Regions from separate parts of the Mus musculus genome. Here region 2 is linked to region 1. Evidence: chromatin contacts called from ENCODE Hi-C data. All regions are on one chromosome and are shown on one strand. The core of a region is the stretch at or near the end of the contact, and the rest is flanking DNA. Distances in the headings are between cores, read along the strand shown.

Region 1 (7,057 bases), core at 2,424-4,923:
TGCTCAGACCCATGAATCTGGGGAGAAGCGGAAGTGATGGACTGCTGCCCACCCTCGTCCCCCCTGGACCCCTTCTGTATGCTTTCAATACTGAAATTTTCTAGGGAGAAATCCCTTCTCCACTACCCAATTCACAAGGCCCCGGCCCATCCTTCAGGAAAGCCTTCCTTCAGTCTAACTGTATTCCCTCCTGCTGCAGGACAGGTGGGGAGTGCCCTGGGCTAAAGCAAAAGGAAATGGAGGGGAGATGAGGCTGGAAGAAGGGTACACTGTATACAATCAAGGCGTTCCTGGGACCCTGCTCTCTCAAACCAGTCCTGACCAGTTCTCCCTCCCACCTTCCTAATTGATCTCACACTCATTAACCTGCCTGTGGGTCCACCACTAATTAATCCCTGGTGGAGAAGGGGGGCAGGGTCAGAGGTTAAAGATGCTATTGAGGGCCCAAAGGACAGGTGCCACCAACCTCAGGCCTCTGCAGGGAGGGCCTCACCTGGGGTCCTCATCCTGAGGTCTTCCTTCCTCAAAACCTAGTCAGCAGGAGAAATGTCTAGGCATTTTCCCCACATCACTTTGCTTACTTACCCCTCTTCTGCATGAAGCTAAATAGGTCATCCAGAAACTCCTTCCTCTTGGGGTCCGCATCGAGTTCATACAGCTGGGGAAGAACCAAGGTTATTCTCCAGCTCCACTGCCCCTACTTACCTCTCTCTGGAGCCCCAATTTGGGTGGTACTCTGGGCAAGAGTATTTGGTGAAGGCATGAATGGAGTTTGAAGGTCAATTCTCTGGTACCAGGCCTACCCCCAGGGACAGGCAGGGTGCCTTTATCTAATCTATCTACGCGACCTGTCCTAGCTAGTGGTGCCTCTAGGTAGCTCAGACCTTGCACGTGGCAAATACAGGGAGAGGAGAATCAGGGAAGTATTTCCATGGCTCAGCCTGCTCTTCCGGGCAGAGTCTTGACTCTGAGGATGGACACTCAGAGCCCCAGGGGTGGGGGGTGGCAGGCTGGGGCTGTGCTCCACACTGCGTAGACTGATGGATACTTATTCATTCCCCTTAATCTGTATAAGGGCTTCATGCAATTCATATCCTCGTGGGCCAGGACATGAACTGGGGTGAGTTCAGGCAGGCAGGATGCTGGGGAACTCCTTATAGGAGCCATCTTGTCTGATCTCCTTCCAGAGGTGGTTACAGTGTCTACTGTAGAAGCTATCACACAGGCACCGGCCATACAACACAGAACCTGAGATGTCAGAAGGCTAGGAATCAGTTGGCCACCCCCACCCCCAACATTGCCTCCCAAGTCTAAAAAACGAACAGTTCCAGAATAATGGAGCCATTGACCTGGAGTAACAGATTCTCAGCCTCAGCTTGATATGAGTCACACATATAAGTAACACTCCATCCCTCAATAAGAACCTTGTAAAAATCCTCCCATGAGTATCAAACCCCCAGAGACCCAGCTTTGGAGCTACACACACATGACCCAGAGTTCTAAGTCTCATGTGGGTACCTACAATGATACCCAGACTTTGTCTAGCATAAGCCCAGAGCAGTGCCCTGGAGAAACAGTCACTAGAGCTGAATCTCCAGAGTGGCAAGGCCCTGAGTGACATCCATAGTCTTACACCAGTGCTGCAGGACACTAGCTACATATTAGCACTTCTAGAAAACACCCCCAAACCAATGCCCCATGAGTAATACCACCAGAATGCCACAGCTGGAAATCACAGCTCCGAGTAACACCGTGGTGACAGCCTGGTCTACTGTCTCTAGTCGGGAAGGGTTTGGATTAAGGTCATATACATAAAGACCCAGTTTGCACGGAGAGGTTGGGGGAGGGGGGCTCAGTTACACTGCAGCTGAAGTAGCAAGCACAAGCCGGGAACTGACACTCGTGAAATTTAGGCCAGGTGAAAACACTGGATGGCAGATCAGTGTGGCAGGAAAGAGGATGGGCGTACCAGCCTGCAAAAGGAGCAGCAATCTATTCCGCTTCCAAAGGCATTAGCCAGCCTGAGACACTCCCTTCGGTACATGTGATTTGATACGTGAGAGGGTAGATGGGGTAGAGTTGTTATGGGTTCCTTGAATTCGGGATCCCCTTCTCTCAAAGACCCTTACACCCTTTTTATCTCCCTTTCAAACTCATCGATGGCCTCCTATGGTGACCAATGGTCATTTTCTATGTTTTGAGGATCTCCATTGCCTCTTAATGAATTCCTGTGTACTTTCTACATATCTGGGTGTCTCTGCTGATTGATCATTATCCATCTTGCAGTCTTCCTATCTCTCCCTAGGTCTCTGTTAACATCCTTCAGAGGGTGATAGGAATGTGTAGACTATTTTTTGCCAGAGGGAGAGAGGCGTGACAGCTTGGCCGTGGTGGGTGGTGGAGAGAGGGTGCCTACCTGCTTGAACTGTTCCTCGTAGGTCCACTCATGTGGTTGGATTCCAGGAGACTGGCTGGAAGGTGAGTTGGGACATCGGGCTCCTGGATGGCTCTGCTCAGCTGTCTCCTCTTCTGCTAAGGGTGTCTCTCCCTCCTCATCTTCAGCACCCTCCTCTTCTTCAGCCCCAACCACCCCTATAGCCCCCTCAGGAGCCTGTAGGGTCCGGGCGCCAAGCAGAGGAGGTTGTGGAAGCGGTAAGCGTGGAGGGGCCAAGGGCCCCACCCCTTGGGCCAGCCGTGCTGCCTGCTGCCTCTGCAGGGCCTCCATTACAGCTTCCAGGCGCAGTCCCCCTGCTGGGGGGGCTCCTGGTACCAGGCGGGGCCCCGAGGAAAGGGCCGGCTGTGGGGGAGGGAATTATGGGTGCAGGGCCTTGCTGCACCCACACCCTACAACACAAGAGGAGATGCTCATGGACATACATGTTCAGGGACATACATGGAGTTATAAGGGAAGGATTAATATATCAAGAAAACAGAGACAGAGGGATAGAGGGAGCAAAAGAGACAGAGACTACACATAGGGAGTCAGAAATGGCCAGGAACTGAGGATAGGGAGAATCAAGCAAATTGGAAAGAGTAACAGAAACCAAGGGAGAGTGGTGCAGGGAGATCTCTCTCTCTCTCTCTCTCTCTCTCTCTCTCTCTCTCTCTCTCACACACACACACAGAGAGAGAGAGAGAGAGAGAGAGAGAGAGGGAGAGAGAGAGAGAACACGGGACGACAGGCAGATACAGAGACAGAGACTGGAAGAGAGACAGGAGCGGGACATAGAGACTGAGGAGGACCAAGATGGGGAGGGAGGGCGGGAGGGAGGGAGGGAAGGAAGGGGGGGGGGAAGAGAGAGAGAGAGAGAGAATGAGAAAGAGAGAGAGAGAGCTACAAGAGAGGGACAGACACCTGAAAAGAGATAGCAAGATGAGGTTGAGAGAGACGCGGGAAGAGCGACGCAGCATGAGAGAGAAAATACTAGAAAGAGACAGAAAATAGAGGACACTGGTGTAAAAACCGGGTAAAAACATAAAACACAAGAATCAGGAATCCAAGAGGTACAGAGAAGAGGGCAGCAATGTCTGGGTCTGGGACAGGGACAGGACCAGACGGGCATGAGGTGGCGAGTCACTGAGCCCGGATCCCGGGGTCTGGACGCCCTGCAGCTACACTCACCTGCCTGGCACCGCCCGAAGCCCCGGGTGTCTCCACGGCGGTCCGTCTGCTCTGCCGCCTTTCGGGCGGCTCCTGTCTCAGCTGGATTCCCTGCGCAGGGTCCCCGCTGTGCGCTCTTGCCGCCCTGCGCTCTTCTGACCGCCGTGCGCTCACTGGCGGTCGCTTGGCTGCCTGCGGTCCCGGGGGCGGGACCCGAGCCCTGCTGGGCGGGTGAGGGCGGGAGGGCGCAGCGGAAGAGGCTGGGGTGGGCTCGGCTCCTCTTAACCCCCCAACAGGTGTCTCCCACCAGCCAGATTCGAGGGGGGCGCCGGAGAGCTATGGGGAAATCACGCGTGGGAGAAAGAGGAGACCACGGCTAGTAAACTCCGGCCCATGGCCCCGCCCAGCCTTACAAGTCGTGTCCCCCAAACCCACACTCAGAACCCGCCGTTCACACCTTGTCACAAATTCGGGCCCAATTTTACACATTCCGTTTAAAGGTGACTCGAGGGATCTAGGGCCTGAACAAGCTGTTGTCACACTGGAATCGCTCTGAAGGATGCGGGGATGAATGCGGAACACCTGGCCAGAACAGAGCTTTGCCTTCCTTCATGCCCTGCCCACGTGCTATCGCCAACTGCAAATATGTGTCAGTTTAGGCACAGGTATGCACATGCCAGTGGCCCCCATATCTATGCACCTACACCCCCAGAAGTCTCTTGAGTCTCCTGCAAGCACACACATCGGGATATACACATTGTATGAGAAATACAGGCATACACACCTCTCCTCCTCCTCCTCCTCCTCCTCCTCCTCCTCCTCCTCCTCCTCCTCTCCTCCTTCTTTCTTCTTCTTCTTCTTCTTCTTCTTCTTCTTCTTCTTCTTCTTCTTCTTCTTCTTCTCCTCCTCCTCCTCCTCCTCCTCCTCCTCCTTCTTCTTCCTTCTTCCTTCTTCTTCTTCTTCTTCTTCTTCTTCTTCTTCATCTTCTTCTTTCCTTCTTCTTCTTTTTCTTTCTTTCCTTCTTCTTCCTTCTTCTTTTTTCTTCTTCTTCCTCTTCCTTCTTCTTTTTCCTTCTTCTTCCTCTTCCTTCTTCTTTTCCTTCTTTTTCTTCTTCTTCTTCTTCCTTCTTCTTCTTCCTTCTTCTTCTTCCTTCTTCTTTTCCTTCTTTTCTTCTTCTTCTTCCTTCTTCTTCTTTTCTTCTTCCTTCTTCCTTCTCCTCCTCCTCCTCCTCCTCCTCCTCCTCCTCCTCTTCTTCTTCTTCTTCTTCTTCTGTCTTCTTTCTTCTTCTGTCTTCTTTCTTCTTCTGTCTTCTTTTTTCTTCTTTTTCAAGACAGGGTTTCTCTGTATAGGCCTTGCTCTCCTGGAACTCACTTTGTAGACCAGGCTAGCCTCAAACTCAGAAATCCGCCTGCCTCTGCCTCCCAAGTGCTGGGATTAAAGGTGTGTGCCACCACTGCCCGGCACCTCCCTCTTAAAAACCTCATTTGACGTTTGTTCTCTTAAGGATTTCCAAGTATGTGTGGAAGGAAGAATGAAGAGCTTAGCGATTCCTGGCTTCTCAGTATCTCTTTTGTTTCAGTGATCAGCAGTTTGCCCATGTTCACGTACATTCTCCATCCATGTGCCCTGACTTCCAAATCTCCTTGAGCTAACTGGGCCTATCCTACACCACAATCCCCTGATGCTGTTTCTGTTTTGGGGGTCCCGGGTGGCAGGCCACTCTTTCCCCTCTGAGCAGCCTGACCCTATTTCTCTCAGGTACTCTCATGCATTCCAAGCCTCTCTCTGTGGTCAAGGAGACCTACTTGCTAAAGGTATGAGGACCGCCATAAGCTAGGTGAGCAGCAGGTGCCTGTGGGGGTGACATATGCACAGTGTCACCAAACCCTTTACACCCAGTGGGACACACATGTCTCAGGATAAAAATGCCCCTACATGGCAGTAATCTGGGCATGGCCTTTGTCTCCTCCCTCATCCTCCTCTGGTTCATTAGCGCCTCCCAGTCTCAGCTTACGCTGGGCCAAACCACGTGTTTCCCACCATCCCTACTCTAAAACCCAGCTCCCGCTGTTGTATCTGTTCTCTATGGCTATCCCTGGTTGGGCTGAGGCTCACCATTTATTCCATCGTCTGCCCCCAACCTTTCCTCTTCCGTACCAGATCTCCGAGTCAGCCACAACCCCTTCCAACTCCTTCGATCCTTGATTCATTTTCAACACTAAGACGCCCCAGCTCTATACTCATGGGTGTCTGAGGATGGACACTCTCGTCCTGCAGAGCTCCCACCGCCCACCATGCTAGGACCACAGAGTGGTTCGCTGGTGGAATTAACGCACGCAGAGAGACAGGTGGTCATGTCCTGGGGTGTTGTGGATACCCAGAGGGTAAGGGGTAGAGATGTATGTACAGAACTCTGGGGTCCAGCTTGCTCCTGTCTCTCCCTGCTGCCACTGGCTGTTGAGAGGTACCTGAAGAGAGTGATGTAAGATTCCCTTCTGGGAAGTAGGTGTAGTGACTTGGGATACTGTAGTTCTGAAAGGTTCAAAATGAGTTTTTGTGGGTCTTGATAAGAGGGGGGCATGGAGATGAGCATCCTCCCTCACCTCCAAATACTGGGAGTCAAGCAAAATGAACCCACCTTTGGAATCTGGTCCAGAAGAATACAGCTAGGAAGCAGTGAAGGAGGGGCTAAAGATGGCTGGGACCTGGGTTTAAAGAAAGGCTGCCACTGGAGAGTTGGCTCAACGCTTAAGAGCACTGACTGCTCTTCTGGAGGTCCTGAGTTCAAATCCCAGCAACCACACAGTGACTCACCACCATCCGTAATGAGATCCGATGATCTCTTCTGGTGTCTGAAGACAGCTACAGTGTACTTACATAGAATAAATAAAAGAAATCTTTAACAAAAATTACATTAAAGGAAGGCTGCCTCTTACCCCCTCCACATTCAGGTTTCCTATACCTCAAGGCAAAATGACCTAGACCTTCAGAAACTGACACTCATTTATCGAGTGCGTTATGGCAGGCACTATAGGGCAAATAAAACAGTGTCACTGTTACGTGGTATTGTTCTAGTGGAGGAAATATATGTGTGTCAGGCGGAGGTATTTGTTGTAGAAAAATGTAATTGGAGCTGGGCCTGGTGGCACAGACGTGCAGTCCCAGCTACTTGAGAGGCCGAGGCAGGAGAAACACCAAGCTAAAGGCCTGTCTGGGCAACAGAGAGTTCAAGGCCAGCCTGAGCAACTTGGCAAGATCTGTTTCAAGAGAAAAGATAAAAAGACTGGTGGTGTAGCTTGGTGGTACTTTGCTAACATTCTAAGGTTCTAGGTTAAATCCCAAGTATCAGGAGGGAAAAAAATTAGTGCTTGCATTTGGAGTCTAGGAAGGGAAAGAACAAGTTGGTAATTACCTACATGTCGTATAGGAAATTATCAGTCTCTCCAGTTTAGAAAC
Region 2 (7,057 bases), core at 3,264-5,763, 1.3 Mb after region 1:
AAGGCATCACTCTCAAGGCAGAGGCGGGCGGATCTCTCTGAGTTCCAGCTTGGTCCACAGAGCTTGTTCTAGCCAAGGCTGCACTGAGAACCCTGTCTTGAAAACATGAAATGAGTAAGCTGGCAGAGTATGGCAGCACTCGGGAGGTATAGGCAGGTTAGGTCACATGCATTTAATCAGCCTGGGCTACACACGGTGACCCTTGCTCTAGAAAACAAAAAAGTGGGTTATCTGTATGGTATGTGAGTTTTATCTCAGTAGGAAAAAACAACTTTTATCTTCTTAGTAAATGTGTGGCACCTACCTATAGGGGTCCTACAAATTTACACGTAAGTCCCTCTTCCCCCTTTAAATACATCTAGTTGCTGCTGCTTTGCTTCTGGTAACCGTTCAGCCACAGCACAGCAGTTTCTTTGCTCTTGTGTTCATAAGCCAGGTATGCTCTGCCAATGGGCATCTGAATGGGTCTCTCTCTCCTCCTTCATGTCTGAGCTCAAGTATAATTTTCAGCGAGGTTTCCTGGAACTCTCAACTTGTCGGTTCACCAGAGCACTTTGAACTTACAGTGGATCCAACTCAGGCCATTCGGCTTGTACTGCAGGAGGCTTTTACTCACAGAGCCACCTTACCAGCCTGGCTTATGACTTTTTATCACGCTCTGCTTCCTTGTATTGCCACCCTGACTTGGATTCTGTGAAAGCAGACACCTCTGGGGTTCAGTTCTGTTATTGCTGCTTTGAGACAGGGTCCCACTAAGTACTTAAAGTTGGCCTTGATCTCACAGTCCGTTAGTCTGCATCACCACAGCCATCTCTCAACTGCTTTTGTAAACCCTAGTTTATTAATAGCTTAATAGTCTACACCCTCTGCCCTTTAAGACCGCCATACCATAAGGGCAAGCTGTCCTTTCCCGTGTGTCCCCAAGCCCCTGCACCACTGTGCAGCTGGCAGTTCAGCAGACCATGCCTCAATCCCCGTACAGCCGAGGTTTCTCTTGACGACAGGATGACTTCACTTCACATGAAGTGAATCCTTGTCACGCGTGGAGAATCAACTCCTCACACCGACCTGGACTGAAGGGTGGAAGTGGACGGCCAAAGACGACCCGAGTGGCTTTCCTAACTTCATCCCCCAATCAATGAGGACAGTTTCCCATTTGCCACTGGTCACTTTATTACATGATTAGTAAGTTCAAATAAAAAAATAAAAACTAAAATTTGGCCGGGAGGCTGGAACCAGAATCTTTTTTGAGAGCAGCTCCCGGCCCCTAGACTCCCTGGCCGAGTCATCTCTACTAACTGAGCTTGACTCTACCCAGTTCTTCAATACTCGTGTCTGTAGCCTGGACATCTCTTCTGCTCTGGCTGGAGTTCTGGGCTCCGGGCACTGGGGCTTTGGTGAGAGCCCCATAGACACCCATGGCCTAAAGAGAAAGACCAGAGAGAAAGAGCCGTTAAGAACCATTTGAAGCTTTGTCCCAAAACACAAAGGGGCCGGTCAACTCTTGGTTTTTCTTTCTTTTTCCCTTCCTTCTTTTCTTTTTTGAGACACAGTTTCTCTGTGTAGTCCTAGCTGTCCTAGAACTCACTCTGTAGACCAGGGTGGCCTTGAACTCACAAAACTCTGCTTGCCTGTGGACTAAAGCTATGTGCCACCAACACCTGGCTTTAGTTTTTCCTTTTTCTTTATCATCTTTCTCCTATTTTTCTTTCTTCTTCTTCCTTCCTTCTTCCTTTTCTTCTTCTCTTCTTCTCCCTCCTCCTCCTCTTTTTTTTGTTGAGACAAGTTTGCATTGTGTAGCCTGACTAGCTTCTAACTGTGAACTTCCTACATCTCCTCCTGAGTGTTGGTATTACAGGATTGCACTGTCACACCCAGCCCCTTGGTTTTTCTTATCCTTCAAGCCTCAGTTTTCTGAGCCTTGCAAACAATTCTAAGTCTCTTACATCAAACCATCAAAGCAGGGCGGCTCCCAACACTGACACAGGAATCTGCAGGAGTTAGTGGAAACCTTCATTCTTAGCTCCTGACACTGTTATTGTATGCTTATCTTCAAAGAGCTCTAACCTGAGCCACCATACTCGTGACGTCGCTGGGATTGGAGGGCAGTAGCACTGTGTTGGAATCCTTGGCCAGTTTGGAGAATGCGCTGACATACTGCTCAGCCACAGTGAGCGAAGCTGCTGCATCTCCATTCTGTAGCCACAGTGCATAAAAATCAGAGGTCAGAGATTTGGGGAGAAAAGAGAAAGGTTACGTTCCTGGAAAAGGGGCTATACAAATCCTAACACAAAGCTCACATAATCTGGCTTAATGGAGCCACGCTGTCAGGAACTCCCCATAAGGATAGAAGAGAAAAGCCCTTCTACTGTCTATTCCCACCCCACCCACACCCATCAGCCTCTCACATGTTGAGTCAGAGCCCCAGCCAGAATTCGAATCGCTTCGGCTTTAGCCTTGGCCTTGGCCAGAACTGCACTGGCTTCTCCTAAAAGAAAAAACAAAAAAACCAAACACAGTAGTTTGACCCATGCAATTAGAGAAGCCCAAAGCCTCTGTCCCAGCCGTTATCTTTAAAGCCCTGGGCCCTGCTCCTCCCTCTGCCTCTCACCCACTGCTCACCTGCCGCCTGATTTATCTGTTCAGCCTTTTCTGCTTCGGAGGCCAGAATCTGGGCCTGTTTCTTCCCCTCTGCCACATTAATAGCTGACTCTCGTGTCCCTTCGGACTCTAGAACTGTGGCCCGCTTCCGGCGCTCTGCCTCTACCTGAAAGCCCCAATGACCCCCATCAAAAAGAAGGCAGGAGAATCTCTAACCAGGACTTACATACAACTCTATCTCCCACAATAGGGGATTCTAGTCCCAGTGGAACTGGAGTAACCCAATCTGTTTCCCTACCTGCATCTGCATAGACTCTTTCACTCGAGGTGGCACATGGATGTCCTTGATCTCGTATCGCAGGCATCGGATACCCCAGCAGTCTGCAGCCTGGTTGATGGCATCCACAATGTTGGCATTCAGGGACTCACGCTCCTAGATGAACAGAACTTGTGAGCAGCACAAGTCAGTGTCTCTATCAAAAGCCTAAACTGGGAAGGCCCCTGGCTAACCTTGCTCCCCAGGAAAGAGTCAACAGTTTATGCACTTAAGCCCTTACTCCAGCCCAGATCCGCTTACCCGAAAAACTTTGTCCAGAGAGAGTTTGCCAAGCTCTGATCTCATAGTCGTCTGAGCTAACTGGGTGACAGCATACTCTGGGTCTTCCACACCGTAACTTGCCTGAAAGGGCAGGTATAGGATCAGAACTGAAGATGCAGGATTTTAAGGAAGAGGCAGTTCAGAAAACTAGATAAACCCAGGGCAGATACCTTGTAAGGATCCATGATGCGCAGATAAAGGACTCCATCTATTTGTAGTGTTACATTGTCTGCAGGAGCAAACAGAAGAGAAAAAAACTGTCGGTCAGACCTCTAAGTCCCAACCAGCTCTTTCTCCTAAGCCCTGGATCTATAGCAACCACATCCTAGCGCACTTAGCACATCCCTGTCACCCCATCGCTCTCACCAAGAGTTACGGCTGACTGCTCAGGCACGTTGATAACAATTTCCTTGAGACTCTGCACATACCGGATTCGGTCTAACACGGGGATCAGGACGTTCAGGCCCTGAGAAGAGGAGCCATAGATTCTCAGAAGGGTGAGGCTAGTAAACTTGAACTCTAAGCTAAGTCTGGAGTAAGTAGTAAGTCACGTATAAACATAGAGAAGCAATCCCTCCTATCATGGCCTCAAAGGCTGGGGTGTCACTGGTAGGGAAACCTAAGAGTACAAAAAGATAAGACTAGGCTTATGAATGTCAAGAATGGAAGCCAGCAAGAGCTGCTGCCTTTAGAGTATGGTAGCTCCAGGAATGAAGCCTATGGGTCACTAGGGTATTAGGAAAGCGGGGAAACACGGAGGTGGTGTTCAGGAGACTGGGCTCTGCTAGAACTGGTCCTCGCAGGTTAGAAGTGCAGACAGGCCCCGACGGAAGTCCCACTTCCACACGAGTAAACGATCAGACGATCTGGCTGGCTGAGGGCGGGCAAGAGAGGTTCTCACCGGTTCCAGGATCCGGTGGAATCGGCCCATTCGCTCCACCACCCAGGCCTCCTGCTGAGGCACAAACAGGATCACGGTGTTTCGGGGCAGTCCAGAGGAGGCGCGGCGCGGAACGCGGCCAGAAGCCTGCACCGAGCCCTGAAGGAAGACGAGAGTAGGCTGGGGACCAGGCGCGGATCCCTAAATCCCTCTCCCTAGATCTCGACACCCCCCCCAAGGGTCCCCGGAGAGTGATTCACGTGGGGACCATGACCTGTGACCACAGTCCTTCCCCCAAAGTTAGAAGCCCACTCCTTCCCAGCTCAAGACCCAGGTGATGTCGGTCCCGAGCCTCTGGTGAAGGTTGCCTCGCTCTCACCCTCAGCAAAAGGGCTCCAGTGCCCCGCGCCGCGCGCGCCAGCATTTCCCACAGCCTCGGCGACCTCCGGAACCAACGAGAGGTGGGGCAGAGCGGCCTCTTGTGAAGCCTGAACCCGAGCCCTTCCTTCAGCTGGTCCACTCCGCCCGACGTACTTCCGGCGTATTAGTCCACCCTCCCATCCCCACTAGTCGGCGTCCGTCAAATCGTTCCCTGGGAAACGTAGGCTTTGAAGAGAGAGCCCGAGAGTGCAAGTTTGTTCTGGTTCTCAAAAACTACGAAGCTCCTGGGCATTGTGGTAGAAATTGAGGCAATATTCCGTCCGCAAGTGGTACAGGAACACCGCCCACCAAATTCTGTACCCACAGCCGTGACTCAGTTTACCCTCCAGCTCGTGTATAACTGTCCTAATCTGTCACCATAACGACAATGGATTGGATTGGCGCTCAGTAGTTGCCCGTGGTTGCCATAGTGACATTCTTGGGTAGTCATGCTGTTGTGCCCAGCTCTCCCACTGGGGACTGACCCCATTCCCGTTGTCATGGTAACTAGGAGGCCTAACTTTACCTTAGGACTGGGCGGAGATTTCTCCCTTCCCTCTTTTCCCAAGGCATCAACAGCTCTTTTTCATATTTTTTTCTGAGCCAGAAACGGTCAGGCATGATCCCCTTACATACAGAGGGAAACAAAGAGCCTCAGCCTTTCATTTTTGTCTGAAACACATCAACCTTGCTCAGGTCTCTGACACTCTCTCAAATACAAGCTTTAAGAGGCCTGTATCCCCCCTCATCTCCTTCTTCTCATTCTCCTCCTCCTCCTTCATTTTACATATACAGACACTGAGGTTCTGATGGGGCTAAACTACAGAATCAGTGTAAGAATCCAGATTCTCAGAGTTTAGCCTCTGTAGCTTCACTTTACCCACCCAGCCCCCAGCACCTTATACAAAAAGGACTAAGACTATGGTCCAAGACTCAGCTCATCCCAGCCTAAGATCTCATGGGTTTGAGCTTGTTGCCAGAATTCCAGCTCCCTTTAGGCCCCACATCTCCATCCTCTTGAACACAAAAAAAAGTAGAGGTTAGTTCAAGTTTCCAAACAAGAATTTATTCTTTTTTTTTTCCTTAAAAAATGTACCAGGTACAATTTTTCCCATTTTTTTGTTTGTTTGTTTTGTTTTTCAAGTTTCAGCAAATGCTTGTTCCCCTCAGCCAAGCCCCAAGAGTTAAGGGTTGAGGCTGGGTCAGAGTCTTAAGTGAGGAGTGGAGTAACTGGGAACCATGTGACTGAATGAGGGGCACCCCTCATCCCAGCTGAGGTAGGTGGGTCAGAGTCTGGTCAGGTGAGAGGAGGTTCCCCAGTCCTTAGGCCTGACTCTGTCCCTGGACACCTTCCTCAGTCAGGACACCAAAGCAAGGAGACACAGGCAGGAGGAGAGGGACAAGTGAGTCTGAGCCCTAGGTAAGAGGTGGCTAAACCCCTGTGTTACACATACATGCACATTCTGTCTCTCTCTCACACACACACCCTACACAAACCCAAGTTTGTATGCACGCACACAGCTGTACACACACACACACACACACACACACACACCACACATACAGGCTTTCGAAGATGGGTTGAAGGGCAGGAAAGGGAAAAGGAATAGAGAAAGCCGAGGGAAGCTGAGTCTTTGGCTAAGTGACTCAGTTCCTCTGGAATAAACCCTCTGCCCTTAGCCAGAGGAGAGCAGCTCTCCCCTTGCCCCGACATCAGCTTCTTCAAGTCCTGAGGTTGGAGCAATATCTGAGAGTGGGGTGATGCCAATTATCAGGTTTGGGAGGTCACCAAGGCAATCCAATTTGAATAAATTATAAATTAAAAATAAATAAAATAATAAGTGGCCCCTGCCCAGGACAGGGAGGCAACGCTGGCATTACTTGCCTGGGAACTTGGGACAATCTCAGGGTAGCTCTGGTTCCTCCCTAACTACCTAAGCTGGCCTGGGAAACCCAAGGGAGGGGACAGGCACATGAAGTACCCAGAGCAGACAGGGTATGGAAGGACCGAAGCTTTAAACACCCAAATAGTCAATTTGGGCGTGAGCGGGATGAGGACTTTAATTCAAGCCTGAAGGGGCTCTCGCCATTTCTCCACAGTTTACCCTGTCCAGGATGGTAGGACAGGCAGGCTTTGGGCCCACCTAGGTTCAGGATGCTTGCGATCAGGGCAAAGGTGAATAACGTGGATTATGGGGGGCCTCAGTCACAGCCTGAAGTTCATAGGGGAGCCCCGTGTCCAGCTCCAGGCTCCGGCGGGAAAAAAGCAGGCGGATATCTCCATGCAGGCTTAAGCGGCCTGAGCGAGAGCTCCGGAACCTGAGGGGAAGACAGTGTGAGCACGTCAGCATCCGGATGATGGAGAAGAAAGGGGAGATTGTTGAGGGCAGAGGACAGATGGCTACCCGAGCTTCTCCAGCTCTCCCCGGGTCCTGGGCTTACCTGAGGTGCAGCAAGTAGCAGAGGAGGCGGTGGGTGGGGCTAGCATTTCCCTCCTCACCCACAGGCACCAAGAAGAGGCGATGGCGCAGGAAGGTCATGTGGGCAGCAGGCATGTC

What was found. Hi-C counts contacts between places; a loop is a spot of excess contacts on that map.
Region 2: a loop to region 1 is called in a map of T-helper 17 cell, with 2.8 times the contacts of the local background. The contact joins the promoter of Stoml2 here to the promoter of Arid3c in region 1. A Hi-C loop is called at or near these places in 2 of 37 maps with a recorded cell type or tissue (T-helper 17 cell and T-helper 2 cell).

What each region holds. Positions count from the first base shown.
Region 1 is chr4:41,727,469-41,734,525 of GRCm38, forward strand. Arid3c (AT rich interactive domain 3C (BRIGHT-like)) reads right to left here and starts at 3,674. Exons shown (of 8, transcript NM_001017362.2): 1 at 3,623-3,674; 2 at 2,417-2,797; 3 at 586-658. The coding sequence starts at 2,725.
Region 2 is chr4:43,026,871-43,033,927 of GRCm38, forward strand. Stoml2 (stomatin (Epb7.2)-like 2) reads right to left here and starts at 4,514. Exons shown (of 10, transcript NM_023231.2): 1 at 4,459-4,514; 2 at 4,101-4,238; 3 at 3,566-3,665; 4 at 3,370-3,428; 5 at 3,179-3,280; 6 at 2,900-3,034; 7 at 2,623-2,767; 8 at 2,409-2,488; 9 at 2,068-2,196; 10 at 820-1,423. The coding sequence starts at 4,503. The coding sequence ends at 1,295. Fam214b (family with sequence similarity 214, member B) reads right to left here. Exons shown (of 9, transcript NM_001253353.1): 8 at 6,942-7,057; 9 at 5,544-6,818. The coding sequence ends at 6,665. It also overlaps a transcript of Pigo not described here.